3 separate regions of the Mus musculus genome follow, and all the other regions are linked to region 3. The links are chromatin loops, found by intact Hi-C in ENCODE. Cell type or tissue: left cerebral cortex. All regions are shown on one strand. Region 1 holds the start of Epor (erythropoietin receptor). Region 2 overlaps Rgl3 (ral guanine nucleotide dissociation stimulator-like 3). Region 3 holds the start of Elavl3 (ELAV like RNA binding protein 3).

Region 1 (8,000 bases), 92 kb after region 3:
GGTCAGAAGACAACTTGCCGCATGAGTTCTGTCCTTCCACTATACAGGTTTCTGAAGAGTGTCACACTGACCTCTGCCTTTATTGCTGTTGTTTTATGTGTTATATGTTTTGTGTGGTTTATATTGTATGTATTTTATGTGTGCCACTTCTGTCACTCAGGTCATCTGGCTTGGAGACAAACTGCCCCTGAGCCACCTCCCTGGCTCTCTATTCATGTATGTATGTATGTATGTATGTATGTATGTATGTATGTAGTATGTATGTATGTATGTAGTATGTATGTGTATATTATGTATGTATGTATGGGTCTTAGTTCCTGTTCTATAGACCCCACAATCAAGGAAACTCATAAACTAAGAGACTTAATTGGAGACTTGCTTACAGTTGCAGAATGTAAGTCCATTATCATGGTGGGAAGCACGGTGCTGGAGTGGTAGCTGAGAGCTCACATCTGATCCTGAGGCTTAGCACAAGGGAGACTGGGCATGTCATTGACTTTCAAAACCTCAAAGCCAACCTCCCAGTGACACATGTCACCCAAAATGGCCACAGCTTTTTAAAAAAATGATTTATTTTTATTTTATGTGCATTGGTGTTTTGCCTGTGCATGTCTTTCTGAGGGTGTCAAATCCCCTGGAACTTGATTTACAGACAGTTGTGGTTCTGGGAATTGATCTCAGGTCCTCTGGAAGAGTAGTCACTGCTCTTTACCCATGAGCCATCTCTCCAGCCCTCAGGGATGCACTTTTTTTTTAAGATTTATTTATTTTAAGGTTTATTTATTATTATATCTAAGTACACTGTAGCTGTCTTCAGACATACCGGAAGAGGGCATCAGATCTCATTACGGATGGTTGTGAGCCACCATGTGGCTGCTGGAATTTGAACTCAGGACCTTCGGAAGAGCAGTCAGAGCTCTTAACCACTGAGCTATCTCTCCAGCCCATTTGTAGCTGTCTTCAGACACACCAGAAGAGGAAGGGCATCAGATCCCATTACAGATGGTTGTGAGCCACCATGTGGTTGTTGGGAATTGAATTCAGGACCTTTGGAAGAGCAGTCAGTGCTCTTAACCGCTGAGCCATCTCTCCAGCCCAGTCCACCAACTGGGATCCAAACATTCAAATATATGAGCCTATAAAAGCCATTCTCATTTAAACCACTGTATCATAAATGTATGTATATATGAATGTATGTATGTATTCATCTATCTGCCTACCTATCTGTCCATGGGTGTGTCAATGCATGTATGCATATGTGAACATATACATACTTGTATCTGTGTATATGTGTATATCCATATATGTGTCTGTTCATGTATGTATGTATCCATGCATCTACCCATGTATGTATGTATGTACGTACTATGTACTTATGTATGTATATGTATGCATCCACCTATCTCTGTATTTGGGGGGTTCTGGGGATAAACCCAGGGTTTTCCACCTGCTAGGCAAGTGCTGTACCACTACCCGCCATTCAACTTTGTTTTTTTTATTTTTAAGTATAGAAAGCACAGGTCTGGGGCTGGTGAGATGGCTCAGGGGTAAGAGCACCCGACTGCTCTTCCAAAGGTCCGAAGTTCAAATCCCAGCAACCACATGGTAGCTTACAACCACCTGTAACAGAGATCTGATGCCCTCTTCTGGTGCGTCTGAAGACAGCTACAGTGTACTTACATATAATAAATAAATAAGTCTTAAAAAAAAAAAGAAAAGAAAGAAAGCACAGGTCTGTGATCTGAGCACTCAGAAGCTTGGGTCAGGAGGATTGCCACAGTTCCAAGACGGCCTGGGCTATTTAGTGACATCCTGCATGGAAGAAAGCAAGCAATACTGGAGCTGTAGAGTTGGCAGAGCCCTTGCTCAGTAAGGTGAAGCTCTGGGTTCCAGTCCCAGCACCACATAGGTGGTGCATGCCTGTCATCCCAACACCCAGGAAGTGAAAGCAGGAGGACCAGGAGTCTAACATCATCCTTAGTTATTCAGGGAGCTTGATGTCAGCTTGGGATACACTGTCTCCAAAACAATCAGGGCTGGTGAGACGGATGGCTCAGGTGAGCTGGCTCAGCTGGTCAAAGATTTTTCTGCCAATACTGAAGACCTCAGCTTAATACCAGGAGCACAAGGCAGGAGAGAGCTGACTCCCCAAGTTGTTCTGTGCTGTCCACAAGCATCCTGCTGCATTTGTGCATGCACACACATGCACACACACACAAATGTAATTTTAAAAATAGTAAATATTTCATATTCCCAAATCCGTGTAATTCATAAACAGAAAACACCATAGCACGTGTCTGTCACGCTACACAGCCTGATTCCACTCACACACCCAGTTGCTAGTTGTCTTTAGGATTCTTATTTTGAACTGAGCTGGGGAAGAGATACTGGCTGGAGCGAGAGCCTCTCTTCCATCTGTGGCCTGCCGGCTGCACAGCAGGCTGGATTCACAGATGCCCGGACTAGACCTAGACGGTGAAACAACATAAGTCACTTGTCCGTGACCACATTAGCAAAGCCACCCGAAACAAAACTCTGCTGTCTGCCCCACCCCCTACACTGGTTTAGGCAGTGGCTGTGCCCAAGAAGGCCCCTGTTCCCTTGGTGGCTGTAGCTTATCTGTCCCCAGCCTGCAAGCTGGCCCCGCCCCCTGGAAGGAGCTGCCACTTAGAAGCTCCTGGTCAGCTGTGTCCGGCAGCTGCTGCTGACCCAGCTGTGGACTAGGGGAAAGGGGAAAGAGGAAAGGGAAGGAGAGGTGGGGGGGACGAAACAGGGGCGCTGGAGCCCTGAGCTTCCTGAAGCTAGGGCTGCATCATGGACAAACTCAGGGTGCCCCTCTGGCCTCGGGTAGGCCCCCTCTGTCTCCTACTTGCTGGGGCAGCCTGGGCACCTTCACCCAGCCTCCCGGACCCCAAGTTTGAGAGCAAAGGTAAGAACTGTACATGGGCAATGCTGTGGTCTGAATTCCCAGCCCGAGTCCCAGGGGCTAAATGTCCCCTGAACCTCCAGATGGGGTCCTAGGGGCCAAACTGGTGTCTGAACTCGATGAGGCATCTCAGAGTCTCCTCGCCCTGGAGTGATGCTCAGGGCAGAGGCTTAAGATTGGTTGGTTTGTTTGTTTGTTTGTTTGTTTGTTTGTTTGTTTGAAGCAGGATCTCGCTAGACATTCCAGGATGTCCTGGAATTGCTAGGATGAAAGGCATGTGTCACTCGCCTGTACTGTTTCTGGTTTTGAGGCGGCGTCTGTGTAGCCAAAGCTGCCCTCAGACTCATTATGTAATTGAGGTTGAGCTTGAATTCCTGATTCTCCTGCCTCCACCTCCAGTTGCTGGGATGACCTGCAAGAGCCAACACATTCGGCTCTGTTTCGTGTTTTGAGGGAGTCTGGGATATGGTAGAAATGGCAAGGGTAAGGTAGTGCTAGGTCCGCTCTCCTGGGGGAGGGGATCGAGCTCCCAGAGACTGTGAAACAGACCCGCTGCAGACTGTAAACTCAGTTTGGCGGGCGGATGGTGCTAGGTCCTTTGGACGGCTTGCTAGGAGGAGGAAGGGGGCGGGGGACACGGTTGGCGCTATCGGGGGACAGCCGGGTGCCTGCGGGAACCGATAGGAGGCCGAGTTCTCTGCGCTCACACACACCCGCTAGGGCGGGGCGAACAGCGCTCAACTTGCAGGGTGAGTGGGCGTGCGCACGGAGGAGTAGAACAAGGCAGGCGGGGTCGCTACTCTTGGGAGTTCTGAGGCGCCACTTTTGCAAGACCCCTCGAAGGCCCTTTTGGAGAAGAGGGCGGGGCACTAAAATTATCGGATCTGCACAGGCGACAAGAGGGAGGGTAAGGGCACCGTGGAAGGCAGACCTGGGCTTCCCTGATCTCCCCCTCCCCCCGCCATGGCTATCCCCTTTTCTAGCGGCCCTGCTGGCATCCCGGGGCTCCGAAGAACTTCTGTGCTTCACCCAACGCTTGGAAGACTTGGTGTGTTTCTGGGAGGAAGCGGCGAGCTCCGGGATGGACTTCAACTACAGCTTCTCATACCAGCTCGAGTGAGTCCTCAGGACTGGGTGGCCTTAGGAGGGGTGGGTAGAGCAGAGCTTCCTGGATGGGCCTGGAGACTAGGTTAAGGGTGGGAAACTCCGGGAACGGAGGAGGGGATGGGGGTGGTGCGGATGGTGTGGAGGTCGCCCCTGGGTGGCCGGAGCTGGAATAATTCTTTTCCATCAATGGACTCAGGTATTACGTTGGAATTAGGGCACTACCATCGTGGTAGTCAAAAATGCTCTGGTCCCCACGATGTGGACCAAAGAAATCCGAAACTCTCCAATCACCTCCTGCCCTCCCTACTTGTTCAACCTTTTCTTCTTGGTTCCCCCGATCGCACAGGGGTGAGTCACGAAAGTCATGTAGCCTGCACCAGGCTCCCACCGTCCGCGGCTCCGTGCGTTTCTGGTGTTCACTGCCAACAGCGGACACATCGAGTTTTGTGCCGCTGGAGCTGCAGGTGACGGAGGCGTCCGGTTCTCCTCGCTATCACCGCATCATCCATATCAATGAAGTAGGTAGGTGAGAGGGGATGGGAGCGACATCGATGGGGTGGGGACCGAACTGGGTCCCCGCCTACAGGATCCATTTCACTTTCTGCAGTGCTCCTGGACGCCCCCGCGGGGCTGCTGGCGCGCCGGGCAGAAGAGGGCAGCCACGTGGTGCTGCGCTGGCTGCCACCTCCTGGAGCACCTATGACCACCCACATCCGATATGAAGTGGACGTGTCGGCAGGCAACCGGGCAGGAGGGACACAAAGGGTGAGAGCTAAGAGAACAGCCGCACCCAACCTTCCCAAAGTCCCACTCCTTCAAGTGCCTCTCCCAGTGCCCAACATCCCATCGCTATTTTAAAACTGCTCTCTTGCCTGACATTTAGATATTTAAAAAATGATGTTTATTTGTGTGGGAGAGGTGCACACTTGCCACTGTGCACTTGTAGAGGTCAAAGGACAACTTTTGTGAGCTTTCTATTCCCATCACTTGGGTCCACTGAGCCATATCGTCGGCCCATACCATTGGAGCTCTGTCCCCCGACCCCCATGAGCATTTCTGATGGATGCTCATGCCTCTGGGGCAACCCATCAGAGAGCTTCGGCCCCTTTCACAACCTGGTACAAATTCCCAGATATCAAGATCTCTGTCAGGTGTCTGTCTCTGCCTTTATAGGGCCCACAGCCAGTTCCTGACTTTGGGGTCTTCTATCTGATTGGCTTTGAGCCAAGAACGGGACTGATCAGTTGATACTATTATTTGAACACCCCCAAGTACCCTCCCCATAATTAGGGTGCCTCCGTGAAAGCCCCCAAATCCCTTTCTCACTGGGTGTGTTGGTTAGCTGTCTCCTGGCTCCACCCGCCCCCAGGTGGAGGTCCTGGAAGGCCGCACTGAGTGTGTTCTGAGCAACCTGCGGGGCGGGACGCGCTACACCTTCGCTGTTCGAGCGCGCATGGCCGAGCCGAGCTTCAGCGGATTCTGGAGTGCCTGGTCTGAGCCCGCGTCACTACTGACCGCTAGCGGTGAGGCCCTAGTTCCTCGGGGTGCAGGAGGAGCTGGGCCAAACACCAGGCAAACTCCCTGACCTTCTTGCCTCCCAGACCTGGACCCTCTCATCTTGACGCTGTCTCTCATTCTGGTCCTCATCTCGCTGTTGCTGACGGTTCTGGCCCTGCTGTCCCACCGCCGGTGAGCCCCTCACCTGAGGTCTGACTTAGATCGTCCCCTGGGATCGCCCTTTCTAGAGAAAGCGAAGTTCAGATGGGGTGAGCACTTGCCCAGGGTAACAAGCAGCAGGTCAGTGCTAGAACACACACACTCCTGAATGTCACTCTTGGGCAGTGGCTGGAGTTCCCTTGACCTTAGCGCAGGCTCCTTCCTGCATTCCTTTGTGGGTTCCATTTCCCAATGTCGTCAACTTTGTCAAATCAACCAGAAAGTTTAATGGGAAAGATTTAAGCCAGTGGCTTTAATGATCTGACTAGCTGAGATATTTACAATTCCCAGTGCACTCAAAGCTTTGCCCTTCCGGCTTTTCTGTAAGCACACATCCTGTTTGCCTTTCATGGCTGCGTTTATTTACTTTGTTGAAAAACATGCATGCAATTTTGGTGGTTCTGGGGATCCAACCCATCCCTAGCCTACGGACGGGAATGGTGAAGAGTGTGAGGCAGGATATACCAAACTCCTATGCATCCTTCAAAATTCTGTTATCCTTTGGTGGGGCCTTGCTAATGCCTCCTCCGTAGACTGTTGCTCATTCCTGCAGGAATGCTGAAAGTCACTGTGGTGGTGGGTTTAAGAGGGCACAGGTGAGTGTGCAGTGTCACAGGTCCATGGACTTGTTTCTAACGATTTCAATAGGACTCTGCAGCAGAAGATCTGGCCTGGCATCCCAAGCCCAGAGAGCGAGTTTGAGGGTCTCTTCACCACCCACAAGGGTAACTTCCAGGTAGGTGACCTGTTTGTGTTCTCTATTCTGGGGGCTGCTGCTGCCGCTGCACACTGAAGGTGCCTCTGAGCGCAGGTGTTCTTTTTCCAGCTGTGGCTGCTGCAGCGTGATGGTTGTCTGTGGTGGAGCCCGGGCAGCTCCTTCCCTGAGGATCCACCTGCCCACCTAGAGGTCCTCTCAGAGCCACGCTGGGCAGTGACTCAGGCTGGGGACCCAGGGGCAGATGATGAGGGGCCCTTACTGGAGCCGGTGGGCAGTGAGCATGCCCAGGACACCTACTTGGTATTGGATAAGTGGTTGCTGCCCCGGACCCCATGCAGTGAGAACCTCTCAGGGCCTGGGGGCAGTGTGGACCCTGTGACTATGGATGAAGCTTCAGAAACATCTTCCTGCCCGTCTGACTTGGCCTCAAAGCCCAGGCCAGAGGGCACCTCACCTTCCAGCTTTGAGTACACCATCCTGGACCCCAGCTCTCAGCTCCTGTGCCCTCGGGCACTGCCTCCCGAGCTACCTCCCACTCCACCTCACTTGAAGTACCTATACCTTGTGGTGTCCGATTCTGGCATCTCAACAGATTACAGTTCGGGGGGCTCTCAGGGAGTCCACGGGGACTCATCTGATGGCCCCTACTCCCACCCCTATGAGAACAGCCTTGTCCCAGACTCAGAGCCTCTGCATCCCGGCTATGTGGCCTGCTCCTAGGACTCCAGCCTACAACGTCTTGAACGGGATTGGTGAAGCCATACTTAAAGTCAGAGCTGACCTTGGCCCTCTGAGCAGGAAGAGACAGCCTTGCAATGTTAAGATTAAGAGTTATCTGTCTGTATATAGAAATATATATATATATCGATTTTTCTACCTTGACTTTGTCTTATTTGTGTATGTATGGCGTGAGTGTGGGTGCAGGCATGCCTCAGTTCATGTATGGAAGTTGATTCTCTCCTCTCACCTGAATGCAGAGCACCTTGTTCCTGCCTTATTTCCTGATCCAGGCTAGCTGTCTGTGTGCTTGTTTCTCTCTCCTGTCGGCCTCCCATGTTGCCTTTGGGTTGCTGCAAAGACTGCAGACTGCACCACAACCCTCAGGAGTTCTCTTGCTGGCCCATATTTTAGTTGTTTGAGACACGGTAGCTGAAGGTGACCTTGACCTCCCGATGCTTCAGTCTTTCCCTCCCCAGTGCTGGGGCTCCAGGCATGCTCCACCACGCCCAGCTCAGAGGTGCCATGCCCAGCTCAGGGGTGCCAGGCACTGTACTAGAGCTTCCTGCATGTTAGGCCTCTGCCATGGCCTGGGACCCCATCTCTGCCTGGACCTAGGACATGGAAATAAACAGCTAGCACTGAATTTTTGGATCTGGCGACATGAAGACAGACATAATGGTCAGTGTATATGTCACTAGCTGTCAATACACACTGCTCCAAAACTTAGTGTCATATCCACTGTTGATCTCCTGCCGGACAGAAAACCCAAGTACACAGACCACCAGAGTCCAATGTGGTGAACCAATAGAGCTT
Region 2 (8,000 bases), 77 kb after region 3:
GAGGAAGGCCCCAGTTCAGAAGGCCCAGAGCTCCTGGACTTCAGCGTGGATGACGTGGCAGAGCAGCTGACCCTTATGGATGTGGTGGGGAACCCCCCCCCCCACCGCCAGCGGCACGGTGGGAGGGCAGCAGGAGGCCTGAACGATGAGCACACATCTCACCCGCATTCTCCCCTACCCAGGAGCTCTTCTTGCGCGTGAGGTCCTGCGAATGCCTGGGTTCCATGTGGTCTCAGCGCGACCGGCCAGGAGCTGCAGGCATCTCTCCCACAGTGCGTGCCACCGTAGCCCAGTTCAATACGGTGACCGGCTGCGTGCTGGGCTCGGTGCTCGCTGCGCCCGGCCTGGCGGCCTCGCAGAGGGCACAGCGCATCGAAAAATGGATTCGCATCGCCCAGGTATGCATCAGAGATGAGGCTCGGGTGGGGTTCAGGCATTGTAGGACACAGGATTGGAGAAGCTGAGGATCGGAGACTGGAAGTGAGTGTGGTGAAAGACTAGTATTGCGGTGGGAGAGTGGAGAAAGAAGGGAATAGGGGTAGATGGAAGAAGCCAGGTTCAGCTGAGAGGTTTGGGGTTGGGAGTCGGGGGGCGGGGGGCAGAGAGGCTCCTGAAAGGCAAGGGAAATATCTGTTTGCATGTTTAGTTATGAGACCTGGAATCTGACCTGGTATCAGAAAATCCAACCACAGCCTGGGTATAGAGGCACATACCTGTAATCACAGCACTTGGGAGGTGGAGGCAGGAGGATGGAGAGTTAGAGATCAGCCTTGCCTGTGTAACCAGACCTTGTCTTTAAAACCAAAACAAACCACGAAGTTACTATAACAAAGGAGCTGTGATTGGGAGATGACAGCAGTGGAGTGTGGCTGCTGACCAGAGCTCCCCTCTCACCCCTAGCGGTGCAGGGAACTACGAAATTTCTCTTCATTGCGAGCGATCCTGTCCGCCCTGCAATCTAACCCCATCTACAGACTCAAGCGCAGCTGGGGAGCTGTGAGCCGGTGAGTTGGATGTCATGCACAGTATGCCCTATCCCAGGTGCCCCCCTCCCCACTCCCACCCCCGCTGAGCCTGACTGTGCCCCTCTCACCCCTACAGGGAACCGCTGTCTGTTTTCAGGAAACTGTCACAGATTTTTTCTGATGAGGATAACCATCTCAGCAGCCGAGCGATTCTTTCCCAGGTATTAGGAACCCCCGAATTCAAGGGATTCATATTTGTAACAACACCACTTGGGAGGCTGAGGCAGGAGGATCACTGTGAATTCGAGGTCAGCCTAGTCTACACAGCAAGCTAGCCAGGGTGATATAACAAGACTAGTGTGGAACTATGTGAGACTGTCTCAAATATCCCAAGAGTATGGAGATGGGGAGAGGGGCTCAGTTGGTAAAAGCTGGCTGGCAGATGTGGAATTCCAGCAGCCAGCGCGGGAGGCATACACAGATGGACTTGGGCTCACTTGATAGAAATCTAGCCCAAAACATCAGTCTTCAACTTAAGCGAGGGACCCTAGCTCAAAAATACAAAGATCAATATAGGAAATGCTTGGTATTTATTATTTGCTTATTATCTATGTGTTTATTTATTTAATGTTTATGACTGCTTGCCTCCATGTATGTGTGTGTACCACGTACATTCATGGTACCTACAGAGATCAAGGAGAGCATCAGGTAGGTTCCCTAGAACTGGAGTTAGAGTCATAAACGCTAGAAATCAAACCCAGGTCACCTTCAAGAACAACAAATGCTCGTAACCACTGGGCCATCTCTCCAGCCCCAGGATACTTGATGTTGACCTCTGGCCTAATGTACGAGCATGAACACACACGCACAAAGGGCTGGGAACAGATCTTAATCATAGGTGTGAAGCCGGTATAATTCAGGTCAGGTGGTGTAGCCTCTAATCCCTGCATTTGGGAGGTGGAGGAGGATCAGTTGTTCAAGGATGGTTTTGGTTACATAGTGAGTTCAAGGGGTCTTGTCTCAAGACAAAACAAAATTTTTTTTAAAAAGCAGGGCCTGGTGGCACATACTTTAATCTTAGCACTTGGGAGGCTGAGGCAGGTGGATCTCTGAGTTCAAGACCAGCTTGGTCTGCATAGCAAGCTCCAGGCTAGCCATGGCTTAGGAGGCTCTGAGCCTAGGGAAGAGTCCTTCCTTTGGTGGTCTTGTCCGCAGCAGCCCAGCTCTCCTCTTTCCGGCTTGTTCTCTCTACTCACACTCAGTCTTCATTCAGCGAAAACCAAGAAGCTCAGAGGGAACGATTCCCTGCAGCTAACGTTATGGCCCGGCGAGGGGGTGGGGGTGGGGCTGGGGGGGCACCACGCTTGGGGAATTACCTTGATAAGCAGGGTTGTGACTGTGGGCCAGTATGTCCGACTTACTGTAGCAGGTGTCAGCTGTGATCAGAATCGGGAGTTTGTCCTCAGCGTGAATTCTGTGCAGATGAACATGGAGCTAGATTTCTGGCTCTGGAATATTCTGTATCCCTCAAGATAGGTGTGTGCTTTGCCCACTCGCCCCCTGCATGTCTCTCCCAAATGGCTCTCCCTTCAAGAAGCACCCCCTCCCATCATTTTCACCGTCCCCTTGTGTACCCAGTGCCCCTTGTTTCTGCTTTCCCTGTCATGAGTTATCTTGACTCTCCCATCTTTCCCTCACTAATGGTCAGACAGTTTGTCACCCTTGGCTAGTCAGCACTCAAAACAGCGCATGACAGCACAGTAGGTATTCAGTAAACACCAAGCAGGGCTGGAGCTGGGGCTCAGTTGGCAGAGGCTTACATCACATGATGAAGCCCTGGGCTCCATCCCCAGCACTGTATACAGTGGGTGAGGTTGGAGCCTAGTGGTGGTGGCACACACCTTTAATCCCAGCACTTGAGAGGCAGAGGCAGGTGGATCTCTGAGCTCCAGGTAACACAGACCAAGTTGCAGGACAGCCAGGGCTACACAGAGAAACCCTGTCTTGGACAAACAAACAAGACAAAAACCAAACCAAAAAAAAAAAAGGGTGAGGCTGTCCAGACCTGTCGCCGCAGCACTCAGGAGGCAGAGGCAGGAAGGTCAATTCAAAGTCACTCTGTGCTACAAAGAGACTTTGAGGTCAGCCTGGACTACATGAGATCCTGTCTCAAAAACAAAACAAAAATGGGGGAGGGGAGGAAGAGTCTTGTTAATGGATAGAAAGAAAATAGGTAGATAGCTCTCCTCTGTAAACATAAGACTCAGGAACAGAGAGAGGCAGGAGGATCCCACATTTACAACCAGACTGGGTTACAGTGAGACCTTGTCTCAAAACAAAATTAGGGGGAAATAAAATCAAAACTGAGATCTGGGGAGCCAGAGAAATGGTCAGTGGTCAAGAACACTTTCAGCCTTTGAGGGGACCCCAGTTTGTTTCCAGTGTTCACAACCACCTGTGACTAAGCACCTGGGGATCTGATGCCCTCTTCTGGCCCTTTGAGGTACTGCATACACACCGCTGCCACCCCTGCACCCGCTGCCACCACCACCACACAAAGAACCCCCAAACAAAACAAAACCTTCTAGTGAAAGTGTGTCTCAGGTGAGGGGCCTTCAATGGGCAGAAAGCCAAGCCCCTGTGTGACAGCCATTATTTCTAACCTACAAGAACCAAGCACACCCCTGCCCTCCCAGGGGACTCCAGTCCAGATGGGGACAAAACAGACCTTGCTGTTCAGAAGTGTGCTCAGGTCCTGCCAGAGATCCCCAGTCGGCAGTTCTAAGTAGACTGGGGACAAACATTTTCTTCCTGTCCACTCTGGTCTCGCCCTGACTTCCGGCTTTAACTGTCCATAGGCTAACTCCACGCCCCGTTTGGCATTAACAACCTATTTGTGATGTTCTTTTGTTTTAAGACAGGGTCTCCTGTAGGATAAGGAGGACTTTGAGCACCTGATCTTCTTGCCTCTGTGTGGGGTGCCGGGATGACAGGAATACACTGACACAGGCAGTTTATGCACTGCATGGGATGGGACCCAGCCCTTCCCACTACAGCCCTAGCCCCCGGCTTGTGACTTACTTGTGTGTGTGTGTGGAAGGATGCTCATACCACAATCTGCTTCTGGAAGTCAGATTGGTCCTCTCGGGTGGGTCCTGGAGATCCCACTTGGGTTGCCAGCCTTGGCAGCAGGCCCTCCTCCTTCCTGAGCCAGCTCAGCTGCCTCCATATGTGCCTCCGTGAGAAGTGTCAAAGTGGGCCTCGGATTCATGTAGTCTTTCTCTTCCTCTCAGGAGGAGACCACTGAGGATGATGACTGCCCCTCAGGAAGTCTGCCATCAGTAAGCAGTATGGTTCATGATGGGGATCGGGGTGAAAGGGGAACTCTGGGGGAGTGGTGTGGGGTCAGTGATGCCCATGAATAACTGAACCTTTGGGGGTTGCAGAAACTGCCCCCGGGTCCTGTCCCCTACCTTGGCACCTTCCTCACAGACTTGGTTATGCTGGATACAGCCTTACCGGATACGTTGAAGGTTTGACCTCCCACCCTTGACTCTTGACCCCTGACCTATTATCCCCAACACAACAGTTCTCCAGACATCCAGCTTTGATCTAGCTTGAACTCATATTTCCCTCCACCCCCGCTTACCATAGAGACTTGTGCCACCCTAGCTCTTAAGCTTGACTTTTGACCCTTGACCCTTGACCCTGGATACTATAGCTCAAGCCAGCTTTGCCCCCTCAGGGAAACCTCATCAACTTTGAAAAGAGGAGGAAGGTAAGTGGGAGGGTGTTGGGGATGGGTGAGATGCCCAAGGGTGGGAGGCAGGCTGAGGCAGGATCTCAGTAGACACCCCCCCAGGAGTGGGAGATCCTGGCCCGAATCCAGCAGCTACAGCAACGCTGCCAGCGCTACAGCCTGAGCCCCCGCCCGCCAATCCTGGCTGCACTTCGAGCCCAGCGCCAGCTCAGCGAGGAGCAAAGGTGACCACTGAAACAAGTCCACGTCACTCATTCAACCCACCCTGCCTTCCCTTCCAGAAATATTCCAGGCCCCATCTTGAAGGCAACTCCACCCCAGGACCTTTCTTTTCTCCCGCCCGAAGGCCATCACCCTCCTCCAACCCTAATCCTGACCCACCCTACACTCCGGTTTTAGCCCTTACTGTTCACTTTGCCACTCAGCTTGACTGTCCCAACTGTTCTGATCTTGTTATCCAAATCTGCAGCCTTGATCACTCAGTCCTAGTCTGAGGAACTCTCTCGCTGTCCAACTCAGTCAGCCCGTTGCTTCCACTCACGTCCAGTTGATCCCCCGAATTACCTTACCCTGAACTTTAGAGCTGGCCTGGTTCTGCTCTGGAATCTCTGCTTTATTTATCACTTTCAGTGCCACACACATGCCGGGTGTGACCCCTATGCCACAGCCACAGCCCACTGGGGGACTCTAGCCAAGCACTCTATGTATGAGCCACACCCCTAACTAATCTCACCTGTGAATGTTTTGCACCCCACTAACCAAACAGTTCACCGCATCTGTAATGCACCCTGATACCCCAGTGATTCCCATTTCTAACCTGACTTTGACCCAGGGCTCTAACCCCTCTCCTCCTCACCCCAGAAGTGGTTCACATCTCATTCTAACCGTTACCTCCTCTGCTTCCTGAACCTCTCTAGCTACCGAGTCTCCCGTGTTATTGAGCCACCAGCTGCCTCCTGTCCCAGCTCCCCTCGTATCCGGCGACGCATCAGCCTCACAAAGCGTCTCAGTGCGTGAGTGTCGGGATGTGTAGGGAAGCCATGTAGGTAGAAACTGGGGCTATCCACTCCTGGAGGTAAGACATCCCTTGTCCTTACCCTAGGAAGCTGTCCCGAGAGAAGAACTCATCTCCTGGCGGGAGTCCCGGGGATCCGTCCTCACCTACCTCCAGGTGAGTGTCTGAGGCAGAGGGGACTAGAGATGCCAGGACAAAAGACACGCCAGTCCTCCCAGTCTGATTCTGTGTTTTTACCAGTGTGTCTCCAGGTTCACCCCCATCCAGCCCTAGAAACCGAGAGCCTCCTCCTCCGGGCAGTCCTCCAGCCTCCCCAGGGCCTCAGAGCCCCAGCACCAAGGTACCAGGACAATCTGTGATTTTATAAAGGACTGGGGCACCCAAGGCTCAGAGTGTGTGCATGCGTGTGCGTGCGTGTGTGTGTGTGTGTGTGTGTGTGTGTGTGTGCGTGTGTGTAGAACTGCAGGTATGTATCACAGAGTCTGGCTGCTCTCTGTTGCTTTATCTGGGAGACTGGACATCTCCACCGCCAATGAGCAATCACCTACCATTCTGGCTTCTCCTCAGTCAGTCTGACCTGGATCCCCACCTATCTGCAGGCACATCAGGAGTGATCACTACAACTTTTTTCCCTAATGAGCAGTACTCCAGCTAAATGTATGTAGTACAGGCCTGTAATCCCAGTAATTGGGAGTTGGAGGTAAGAGGATCATGAGTTCAAAGCCATCTTTGGCTACATTATGATTTTAAGCTCCATGACATCATGTCTCAACAACAACACAAACAAACAAAAAGTACTGGCATTGAATCTAGGACCTCATAAAGGCATTATCACTGAGCCGTGCCGTAGGCCCTCACTGTCTTGAGACAGGGTCACATTAAGTTGCCCAGGCTAGCCTTGAACTTCTACCTGAGCCTCTCAAATAGCTGGGATGACAGTTCTGTGACAGCAGCTCCAACTGTCACTTCCTCAAAGACATACAAGTCCCTAGGCTTGCCTGCCTGCACACATGACAGGGAAATACTCCAAACATCCACAGGATGACGCATGTGGCTGCTCGGCTGCTCTCTGATGGGGTACTGTAGGTTTCCAACTGTGAGCACACCTGTGTATGCACACTGTACACTCTCTGCTTAGGATCCTGCTGTGGCCTTTGCTTTGTGGGTATATGGGCCCTGTGTCCGTTTCTTTCTGTGACAGAGAACTGTGGTTTGTGTGTGATGGCATGACATGTACCCAGCCTTGTGCGTGTACCCTAACTGCGTGGTGCCCAGGCTCTCATGTGTGAGGACTCTGTGAGTGCTGTGTGTTCATCAGTTGATTGTATACAGTGGGGTGGGAGCCTCGTGCTTCTCAGCACACAGCTGAGCAAGGCTGCAGCCTCCGCCACCCCACACTGCCTACAGCTCTCCCTGACCATGGACCCACCAGGGCCCTGGCCCGTGACCTTGACTCCGAGCAGCTCCCGAGTTCCCCTCCTCGGGCAGCAGACGTCAGAGGCCCGCGTCATCAGAGTCAGCATCAACAATAACCACGGGAACCTGTATCGGAGCATCTTGGTGAGGGCTGGGAAGGGACAGCCATGTCTTAGATCTGAGACCCAGTCACTTTCACACCTCTTCCTCTTTAATTTGTTTTTAAATTACATTTATGCAGTGTGTATGTGAGATCAGATGACAGCTTGCTGGAGGAGACTATTCTCTTCCCACCATGCGGGTACCAGGGACTGACCACCGAAACTCAGGTTGTCAGGCCTAGCACAGCCTCCTCCCGCTGAGCGTTTCACAGGTCCTTTCTCGTTCTTCTCCAGCTTACTTGTCAGGACAAAGCCCCCAGCGTGGTGCAAAGAGCCCTGGAGAAGCACAATGTGCCCCAGCCCTGGGCCCGTGACTACCAGCTCTTCCAGGTCCTGCCTGGGGACAGAGGTAAGCAGAGAAAGCCTGCAGCCTGAGCTGGGCTTGGGGCCCATGGGTTCTGGCAAAAGCAGCTGAAGAGAAGGTTTATCTCGGCTCATGGTTCCGGAGCTACGGTCCATCGTGGCGGGGCAGGAAGGCAGAACTTTGAGGCCACTGTTCAATCAGCACCTGCAGCTGGGAAGCGAAGGGAGCCGGATGCTCCGTGCTTTCTCCTGCAAAAACCTTTTTTTTTCTTTTTCTTTTTGCATTACATATATTTCATTTTTGAGCGAGGCCAAGTGGTGGTAGCACACACCTATAATCCCAGCACTCGGGAGGCAGAGGCAGGCCAATTGCTGAGTTC
Region 3 (8,000 bases):
AGTCTTTCTAGTCCCCGTGCATGGTATTCTCACATGGGCTCTGGGAGTGGACCCCAGGTCCTTGTATATATAAACAAACACTTTAAGCTGAGCCACCTCCCCAGCTAGTAACTGTCTCCTTTCTTCTCCCTGCAGTGGGCAGTGGCCTGGTGGCTGGCAGCTCTGACTCATCCAGCTCGGGCTCCAGCTCTGACTCGGAGGAGCCTCCTGAGACCCAGCCAGCCAAAGCCTCAGCTGCTGCTGCAGCTCTCACCCCTGCCAGCCCCACGGGCAGCAGTGGGCTTATCACTCAGGAAGGAGTTCATATCCCCTTTGACGTCCACCATGTGGAGAGCCTGGCTGAGCAGGGCACCCCTCTGTGCCAAAACCCTGCAGGCAGCGGGCCTGAGGCCCTGGAGACGGTGGTGTGTGTGCCAGTTCCCATGCAAGTGGGCACTGGCCCCGGCACCCTCTTTGAGAACATGCCCCAGGAGGCACTGGGTGAGGTGGTGGCCAGCTGCCCGGTGTCAGGCATGGTGCCCGGCTCCCAGGTGATCATCATTGCTGGTCCTGGCTATGACGCTCTCACAGCCGAGGGCATCCGCCTCAATGTAGCTGCTGGCGGCGGCACTCCCAGCAGCAGCCTGGGTGAGGAGGTGCCCTGTGCCATGATGGAGGGTGTGGCAGCCTACACACAGACGGAGCCCGAGGGCACTCAGCACAGCACCATGGATACCACCTCTATAGCCAGCATTGAGACCAAGAAAGGTCTGGGGGTGCCACTGTGGCCTTTGGCAGGGGTTGGGAAGGGTGGCAGAGGGAAAGGAGTAGCCCTCGAAGTGAGCTCCTTGACAGCCTTATCCCCACAGACACCACCCCGTGTCACCCCGTAGAGAAGGAGGACCTGTATATGCTCAAGGAGGAGAAAGAGGATTCAGTGGCCCCAGAGCTGGCAGAGCTGGCAGCCACGGTGCCTGAGAATGCAGAGGCAGAGGCAGAAGTGGATGGAGAAGAATTGGACAGCAGTGAAATGTCAGCCATCATCTATGAGATTCCCAAGGAGCCCGAGAAGTGGGTGCTAGGGTGGATGGGTGGGACCAAGGGCAAGGGGCAGCTGCAGGTTATAGCCCACTGGGGACTGGCACCCTGATGCCACAGGCCCCTTCTCTCCAGGAGACGGCGGAGCAAGCGGTCACGTGTGATGGATGCTGATGGCCTGCTGGAGATGTTCCACTGTCCATACGAGGGCTGCAGCCAGGTGTATGTGGCTCTCAGCAGCTTCCAGGTGAGGCCACCCCCCAGGCAGGCCTGTTGTTGGGTCCAGCTGGCCTGGGCCATGTGGCTGCAGTAGAGGGCTCTACCAGGTGTCAGTGGTGTAGGGCCTGCCTCCATGAGCCCATTTCTTCACAGCTGGCCTTGCTTGACTTCTGACTTCCTCGACCCCATGTCTGCAGACATAGGTATAGCCAACCTGATCTGGCCAGCATCTCCCAGGTCACGCTCTTGATCTTGGCCTCAGGCACTAGCCATGGGAGCGCCAGATTCTTCTATAATTAGAACTTTCCCCATAGCTCACCTTCTATAGTGTGGATAGTATACCCTAGGGAGAGGCAGAGTGGTGTTTCCTCATCACTTCACACAAAAGGCCGCACCAGTAAGCCTTTGAACTTGCTGAGAATGTTTTAAGCACCTAGGCTGTTCTCATGGGTTAAAGAAAGAAAAAGAAAAAAGAGAGAAGAGACTCAAATCTCCCAGGGGCAGTCCAGCACTTGAGAGGCATCAGCCAACTTTGTGCTCTGGAGCCTCGGTTTCCTCCCAAGTACTGGGCAGGAGCCTACCGAGGTTAACTGGAACTGGGCCAGGACTGGAAAAACTGCTTTTTGACCCCAGTACTCCTGTCCAAGCTGGACACTAGGATGCCTCTTTCACTTCCTGGTCTAGGCCAGCTATGGCTTATGTCCTGGCTACCTGCATGTCTCCCCACTTTAACAGCCCCTTCCCCCGTGGACCCATGGCACCCACTCCTGCCCCTCTCACCCCTAGAACCACGTCAACCTTGTGCACCGAAAAGGGAAGACCAAAGTGTGTCCTCACCCTGGCTGTGGCAAGAAGTTTTATTTATCCAACCACCTGCGACGCCACATGATCATCCATTCAGGTCAGGCCCTGCCAGCTAGAACCCATAGGCCAGGTGTAGTGCACATGTGTAAATTCCAGCGTTCAGGAAGCCTAGGCTGTACCCGTGAACTCCCACATTTATACCTATACCCGGCACTGGTTTTTATGTGCAGTTGTCCTGAGTCCCGACACGAGTCATATGCAAGCTCATTTTAGCTTGGCAGTTGACACCTTGTGTCAGAAGCCCTCTTCCTACCTGCTGTCACTCCAGTGGATGTTGGTGCCCGGGTGGGGGTGGGGAGAGCTTGCTCCTTGTAGCCACCTCTACTGGGCGGGGTCCTGAGGCCGCTGCCACCTGCAGGCGTCCGCGAGTTCACCTGTGAGACCTGCGGCAAGTCTTTCAAGAGGAAGAACCATCTGGAGGTGCACCGGCGCACGCACACTGGGGAGACGCCCCTGCAGTGAGTGTCCAGCGCTAGGGAGGGAGGTGACCTGAGCGGGTTGCAGGGGAGGCTCAGCCCGCGGTGAACTGCCTTTGGGCCCCCTCTCCTGCTACGCAGGTGCGAGATATGCGGGTACCAGTGTCGGCAGCGTGCTTCGCTCAATTGGCACATGAAGAAGCACACAGCCGAGGTGCAGTACAACTTCACGTGCGATCGCTGCGGGAAGCGCTTCGAGAAGCTGGACAGTGTCAAGTTCCACACGCTCAAAAGCCACCCGGACCACAAACCTACCTGACGTGCCCATGCCCATGGACCTCAGCCTCTATTTATTTGTACTCTTGGACATTATGTCCAGACGATCAGAGCCCTAGATAGCCAGCCACAGGGGCTGCCCCAACCGCAGGCCGGAAGGAGGCATTCCCACTCTTCCCTGGGCAGGTGCCCCACCCTGCCCCATCACATCCCACCCATGGAGCTGGCACATGGGATTGCACTGCTGAACTGTGTCAAGAGCACAGAATGAGATTAAAGTGAAAAAAGAGTTGCCCTTCCCCTAAGCCTGGATAATTGTGGGCACTGGGCATCCCTTTGTGACCAATTAACCTGCTCTCTTCCTGACCCAGGCTAAGTTGGGAGTGGCTACCTTTGGATAACACACGAGGATCTTTCCTGTTAGCCTCTGCTCCCACGGGTAGGGGATGGGGGCTAGAATCCTGATGCCCACACCTTCCATCCCTTACAGAATGTTTGTTCCTGGCCCAGAGAATTGTGGGAGGAGCTAAGCTGTTGAACAAACATTTGGAAACTCCAATGTAGACAGCATCAGGCAAAAAATGGAGTGATTGGTTGGGTTAGGAACCTTCCCTGAGGAGGTGGCTTTTGCTCTTAAACTTGAGTGACAGAGAATCCATCCCTGTATGGGAGGACTCAGTGTGTTCCTGGAACAGGACACCGTGGCATAACAATTGCCTTGGACCCACTGCGTGCGGGGAGACTCATGAAGAAGTAGGTGCCACCACCAGGTGGTGCGCGAGCCGTTTGTCTATTCGGACGAAATAGTAGCTGACACGTGACCCAGGGGAGCACAGCCGCGAGCTCTGGCACGTGCCCTTGGGAGCCTTGCGGCGCCACGCGCAGATTGGTCCCGAGGGAGTGGCAACAAGACCCAATTCCCTCTTGGGACTCGGGGGTACATCAGCCTGGTGCAGAATTAACGGGGCTGGTCTAAGCTCTCCAAGAGCCAGTTCTCTTACTCAGGCAGTGGGAGCAGGCAGTTTCCATGGGAACCACGGTGGGACCTTTGCCCCTGGAGTAACCTGGCTGCAGAGACTGACTGCCAGCCAAGGGGAACGTGGGGTCAGGGGTGAGCTATCATTTGGGGGAGGTCCTGCTTCCGCAGCCGAGTTGCCCTACAAACCCGGAGGAGCCTGCTTTGCCATCGCCCCTACTGTGTGGATCACTGTGATTAGCCCGCCCTCTCCAGCGCGTGCGCCCTCTCATTGGCTCAATCTCCAGAGCTTCTTACAATTGGGTCTCTCGAGAGCCATTTCTGATTGGTTAAATCAGGTTGATTCGCACTCTAGACAAACCGGATCCTGAAAGGGCATACAAGAATAAGAATAGGGGCCGGGCAGGGGAGGCAGAGGCAGGCGGATTTCTGGGTTCGAGGCCAGCCTGGTTTACAAAGTGAGTTCCAGGACAGCCAGAACTATACAGAGAAATCAAAAAAAAAAAAAAAAAAAAAAGAATAGGACTGCTGAGACAGCTCATGGGTAAAGGCGTCTACCTTCACCCCCTTCCCCCAAGATTGGCTGAGTTCGATTCCAGGGCGCTACATCTTGGAAGAAGAGACCAAAATCCTGAAAATTGCCCTCTGACCCACACCCATGCACCATGACACACGTGCATGTTCTCTCTCTCTCTCTCTCTCTCTCTCTCTCTCTCTCTCTCTCTCTCTCTCTCTCTCTCTCTCTCTCTCTCTCTCTCTCGCACACACACACACACACACACACACACACACACAATGTTAATTCAAAACAAAACAAAAAGTTTGAGGTTAGGCTAGGTCTTGTGATTCTGGCTGCTCCCAGCAGCGCTTTCCCACTTTCCCACCCTGTCAGACCGCTGTCTGTGGTGCTGAAGCCTTGCGTGAGCCACCCCCCTCCCCCAATCCCGCTCCAGCAAATGTTCTAAACACTAAAGGAGGTGTTGCCACTCCAACCTCCTTTAAAAAATTAAAAAAATAATAATAAAAAAATAAAAAGCGTGCTTTCACAGGACAACCAAATACATGCCCAAAAAGCCAAACAATCAGTACGACTCTCAAGTCTTGCTTATCCAAGTTTGGATACCTATTTATGACCTCTTAAGCTGTATGAGTCTAATGGGGATCTATCATACCGAACCTTTAGCACAAACCTCTTCACCTGCTTCGGAGCAGTGTGATGTCCCCCTGACAGAAAAGGTGCTAGCGCCCACATTCTGAGGTCTAGAGTACTTGGCACACTTAAAACCAACACAATGTGTGTCCTTCCAAGGATGATAAAGACCACCCTAAACGCTCAATCATTTCCCTCGCCACCACTTTTCCTTTCTTTCTTTTTTCTGTTGCTGTTCTTCTTTGTTTTTTGTTCATTTTGCTACAAGGTCTATGTAGCCTAGGCTGGCCTGGAATTCACTACATAACTGACCCTGACTTTAAGATTCTGACCCTTTTGCCTCAGCACCCCCAGTGTTGTGATTCCAGGCTTGTTTATGTGGTGCTAGGGATCGGATCTGGGGTTTCATGGGCTAGTAACTGAACCAATCCTCAACCCATTTTTTTTTAATTTATTACTATTAGTGTGTGTGCATGTGCGTGTGTGTGTGTGTGTGTGTGTGTGTGTGTGTGTGTGTGTGTGTACCATGTAGAGTTGATTCTCTCTTTCTTTCTTTACATGGGTTCAGGGGATCACACTTCAGGTCGCTACCTAGCATGGTGGCAAATATCTTTCATTCCAACACCTGGGAGAGGCAGATGGATACCTGAGCTGGAGGCCACTCTGACCTATCAAGGACGTTCCAGGACAGTCAGTGCTACACCGAGGAACCCTGTCTCAAAAAACAAACAAACAAACATCAGATTTCCAGGCCTGTATGGCAAGAACCTTTTCTTGCTGAGCTATCTTTCCAGCTTCCTGCAGCCTTCTGTTTTGTTTTATTTTATTTTATTTATTTTTGAGAACCGGTCTTATGTAACCCAGGCTGGCTTTGAACTCTTGATCACTCTGACTATCTTCTAAAGTTAGCCTTACATCGTGCTCACCTTACTTTTGTTTTATGTTTGGTTGGTTGGTTGGTTTGGTTTGGGTTTTTTTGTTGTTGTTGTTGTTTGTTTGTTTAGATTTTCTTTTCTTTGTTCTTTAATTAAAAAAAAAAAAACCCAGGGTCTCCTAAGCAGCACGCAACAGCCTGAAGTTTGCTATGTAGCCCAGATCAGCATAAAGTGCTGTGTAGCCCATGCTAGACTCAAACTACCTTCCTGGCTCACCACACCTAGTATTCTAATATCACCAGAGGCCATGTGGAAACAAAAACTGTTCACTTCGGATCTAGCAGAACGGGTCTGGGTCTGAGTGTTTGCCCTTTCCCAGCCCTCCCAGACATCACCCATGCACCCCTGGTTGTGTTTGGGTCACCAAAGGCTGTTTTTTACCCCTTCAGAGTTAGATGCTGGACTGAAGAGGGGAACCCAATTTGTCGGCAAAGCTAAAGTAATACTCGAGAGTGGTGTCAAGACTAGAGTCAGAGTCCGCAGGCAAGAAAGAGCCAAGATCTGATGCCTCATCCTATTCTCTTTTGGCACGCAGAGTCTAGGCCCGCACTCGCTTCCACCTGCCGCGCCGTCGGGAGCCGGGAGGAGGCGGAGACCCACCGTCTCAGCCAATGAGCGACGCCGGCGCTGGCAGCTGCCTCTATAAAGGGCTGGGGGCGGCGGCAGTGCGACCCAGAGCGCGGAGCGCGCAGCGCGGGCCGGTGGGAGGGAGGGAGGGCGGGCGAGAGGAGAGGACCCATCACCCGGCACGGGACAGGCCGAACTGAGGGCCCGCCGCAGAAGGCAGAGCTGCCGAGATCTCAGTCACAGAAAGAGCGACTTCTTCAGGCCCGGCGGGGCCGCGCTCCGGGCACCCTCCACTGCGTGCCCGCTCCCTCCATCCACCTGCCGCTGGGGGTCTGGCCGTCGAAGCGCGCATCCCCAGGCTCGGGTCAGTTCCCGGCCTTCGAAGGCGCCGCCGCCTCCATCTCCTCCTCTGCAGCGGCCGCAGACGCAGACGCCCGGGCGGGACCCCGGCGTGAGCACCAGGCGCCCCCCTAGGAGTGCACGACCCCCGGAGCCGCCCTCGATACGGACCGCGCCCGCCGGGCACACAAGAATGGTCACTGTAGGTACTCCCTTGTCGCCGCGAGACGAACACGGGAGGGAGGGGCGGAGGCTGGCTCCACGGAAACGCGGGGAGTGGGGGGGTAGGACCAGGCCTAGCTAGGCCTAGGGGAGGGGGGGGGGTAGTACCGCGCCTCGGGCCTGAGAGTGGCCAGAGCTGCATCCGGAGTTTTGGGGAGTGGAGCCTGGTTCGAGAGGCTTTGGAAAGCCAGGCTGTGTACAGGGTGCCCTCAGCCACCCGGTGGTCCTTGTGGCTCCTCACTGGAAGGCTGTGGGGGAGGGGCCGCGGCGGCGGAGGATGCTTCCAGCATCCCAGGCCCAGACCCGCAGGCCGCCCAGGAGGACAAGGGCCACGATCTCCCACTGTTGGTCCGGGTAATGCCACTCGGCCTTCTCTGAGAGCTTTTTGGGGGGGAGGGGAGATGGAGAGGCGGGTGGCGTCGGATCGCGCTGCTCTAAGCCCGAGCCGCACCCGAAAGGCGGGCATCTTCGTCCTCGAACCCCGTCGACCTTGCGGCAAGCGGGGAGGGGAAGAGGAGGGGGCGCCCTGAGGCCTCGCGGCGGCCGCCGTGATCCCTTTGTTTCTCCGCCGGGCCGTAGCCTCGCGCGGGGCCTTGGGGCTGCGGGGGGGGGGGTAGTGCGGGAGGGGGGCTCCCCGTTCCCCGGCCGCTGCCTCCGGGTGAGGGCGTCCGGGGCTGCAGCAGTACTCCATAGGGCCTGCTGCACGCGCCCTCCCCGGTCAGGGCTCCGGGCCGCAGGGTGACCTTGAACGCGCCCGCAAATCGGGCCGCCTGGCCGGCGCACGGTTGCTTTCAGCAGCCTCGGAGCTGGTCAGCTCCCGAACTCACGGCCCCGCCCGACATGCCACGCCCTGTCGTGCCACGCCCATCCAGGCCCCGCCCCTAGGCCCCCTGGACCTGGCCTCAAGCGAGCCCTAGGACCTCCACCCCGCAGCCCGGGCGTGTCCCGGGGCGGGGCTGGCCAGTGCTCACCGCACCCTGGCTCCACCCCCGCCTCCCTGAGCGACTAGCTCCCCGCGC

What was found. Hi-C counts contacts between places; a loop is a spot of excess contacts. Peaks named below come from ENCODE experiments on the same cell type or tissue, not always from the same donor. Only the 100,000 strongest peaks of a DNase experiment are listed, where the experiment ranks them.
Region 1: a loop joins it to region 3, with 2.2 times the contacts of the local background. A loop is called at or near these places in 15 of 42 quality-filtered maps.
Region 2: it touches region 3 in a loop (4-fold over the local background); 15 of 42 quality-filtered maps call a loop at or near these places.

Annotation. Positions count from the first base shown.
Region 1 is chr9:21,958,246-21,966,245 of GRCm38, reverse strand. It overlaps Swsap1 (SWIM type zinc finger 7 associated protein 1), which reads right to left. Exons shown (of 2, transcript NM_025870.1): 2 at 7,976-8,000. It overlaps Epor (erythropoietin receptor), which reads left to right and starts at 2,670. Exons shown (of 8, transcript NM_010149.3): 1 at 2,670-2,929; 2 at 3,910-4,042; 3 at 4,380-4,555; 4 at 4,641-4,798; 5 at 5,403-5,556; 6 at 5,635-5,722; 7 at 6,398-6,485; 8 at 6,576-7,347. The coding sequence starts at 2,815. The coding sequence ends at 7,187. In left cerebral cortex, CTCF peaks have their summits at 1,667 (motif pointing left), 3,630, 4,195 and 5,583; DNase peaks (open chromatin) are centred at 4,146, 4,477, 4,651, 5,214 and 2 more places; H3K4me3 peaks cover 1,948 bases; H3K27ac peaks cover 2,643 bases.
Region 2 is chr9:21,973,688-21,981,687 of GRCm38, reverse strand. It overlaps Rgl3 (ral guanine nucleotide dissociation stimulator-like 3), which reads left to right. Exons shown (of 19, transcript NM_023622.4): 6 at 1-84; 7 at 183-398; 8 at 901-1,004; 9 at 1,102-1,186; 10 at 4,259-4,306; 11 at 4,412-4,498; 12 at 4,711-4,743; 13 at 4,828-4,949; 14 at 5,643-5,738; 15 at 5,828-5,896; 16 at 5,981-6,080; 17 at 7,148-7,300; 18 at 7,552-7,666. Among named protein-coding and RNA genes, the nearest start is that of Rgl3, 12 kb to the left of the region's middle. In left cerebral cortex, a CTCF peak has its summit at 3,449 (motif pointing left); a DNase peak (open chromatin) is centred at 4,057.
Region 3 is chr9:22,050,551-22,058,550 of GRCm38, reverse strand. It overlaps Elavl3 (ELAV like RNA binding protein 3), which reads left to right and starts at 6,528. Exons shown (of 7, transcript NM_010487.2): 1 at 6,528-6,961. The coding sequence starts at 6,953. Zfp653 (zinc finger protein 653) reads left to right here. Exons shown (of 9, transcript NM_177318.3): 4 at 136-747; 5 at 873-1,050; 6 at 1,153-1,264; 7 at 2,023-2,137; 8 at 2,459-2,558; 9 at 2,658-3,140. The coding sequence ends at 2,835. In left cerebral cortex, CTCF peaks have their summits at 3,536 (motif pointing right) and 6,422; DNase peaks (open chromatin) are centred at 4,033, 6,449, 7,033, 7,287 and 3 more places; H3K4me3 peaks cover 2,428 bases; H3K27ac peaks cover 1,857 bases.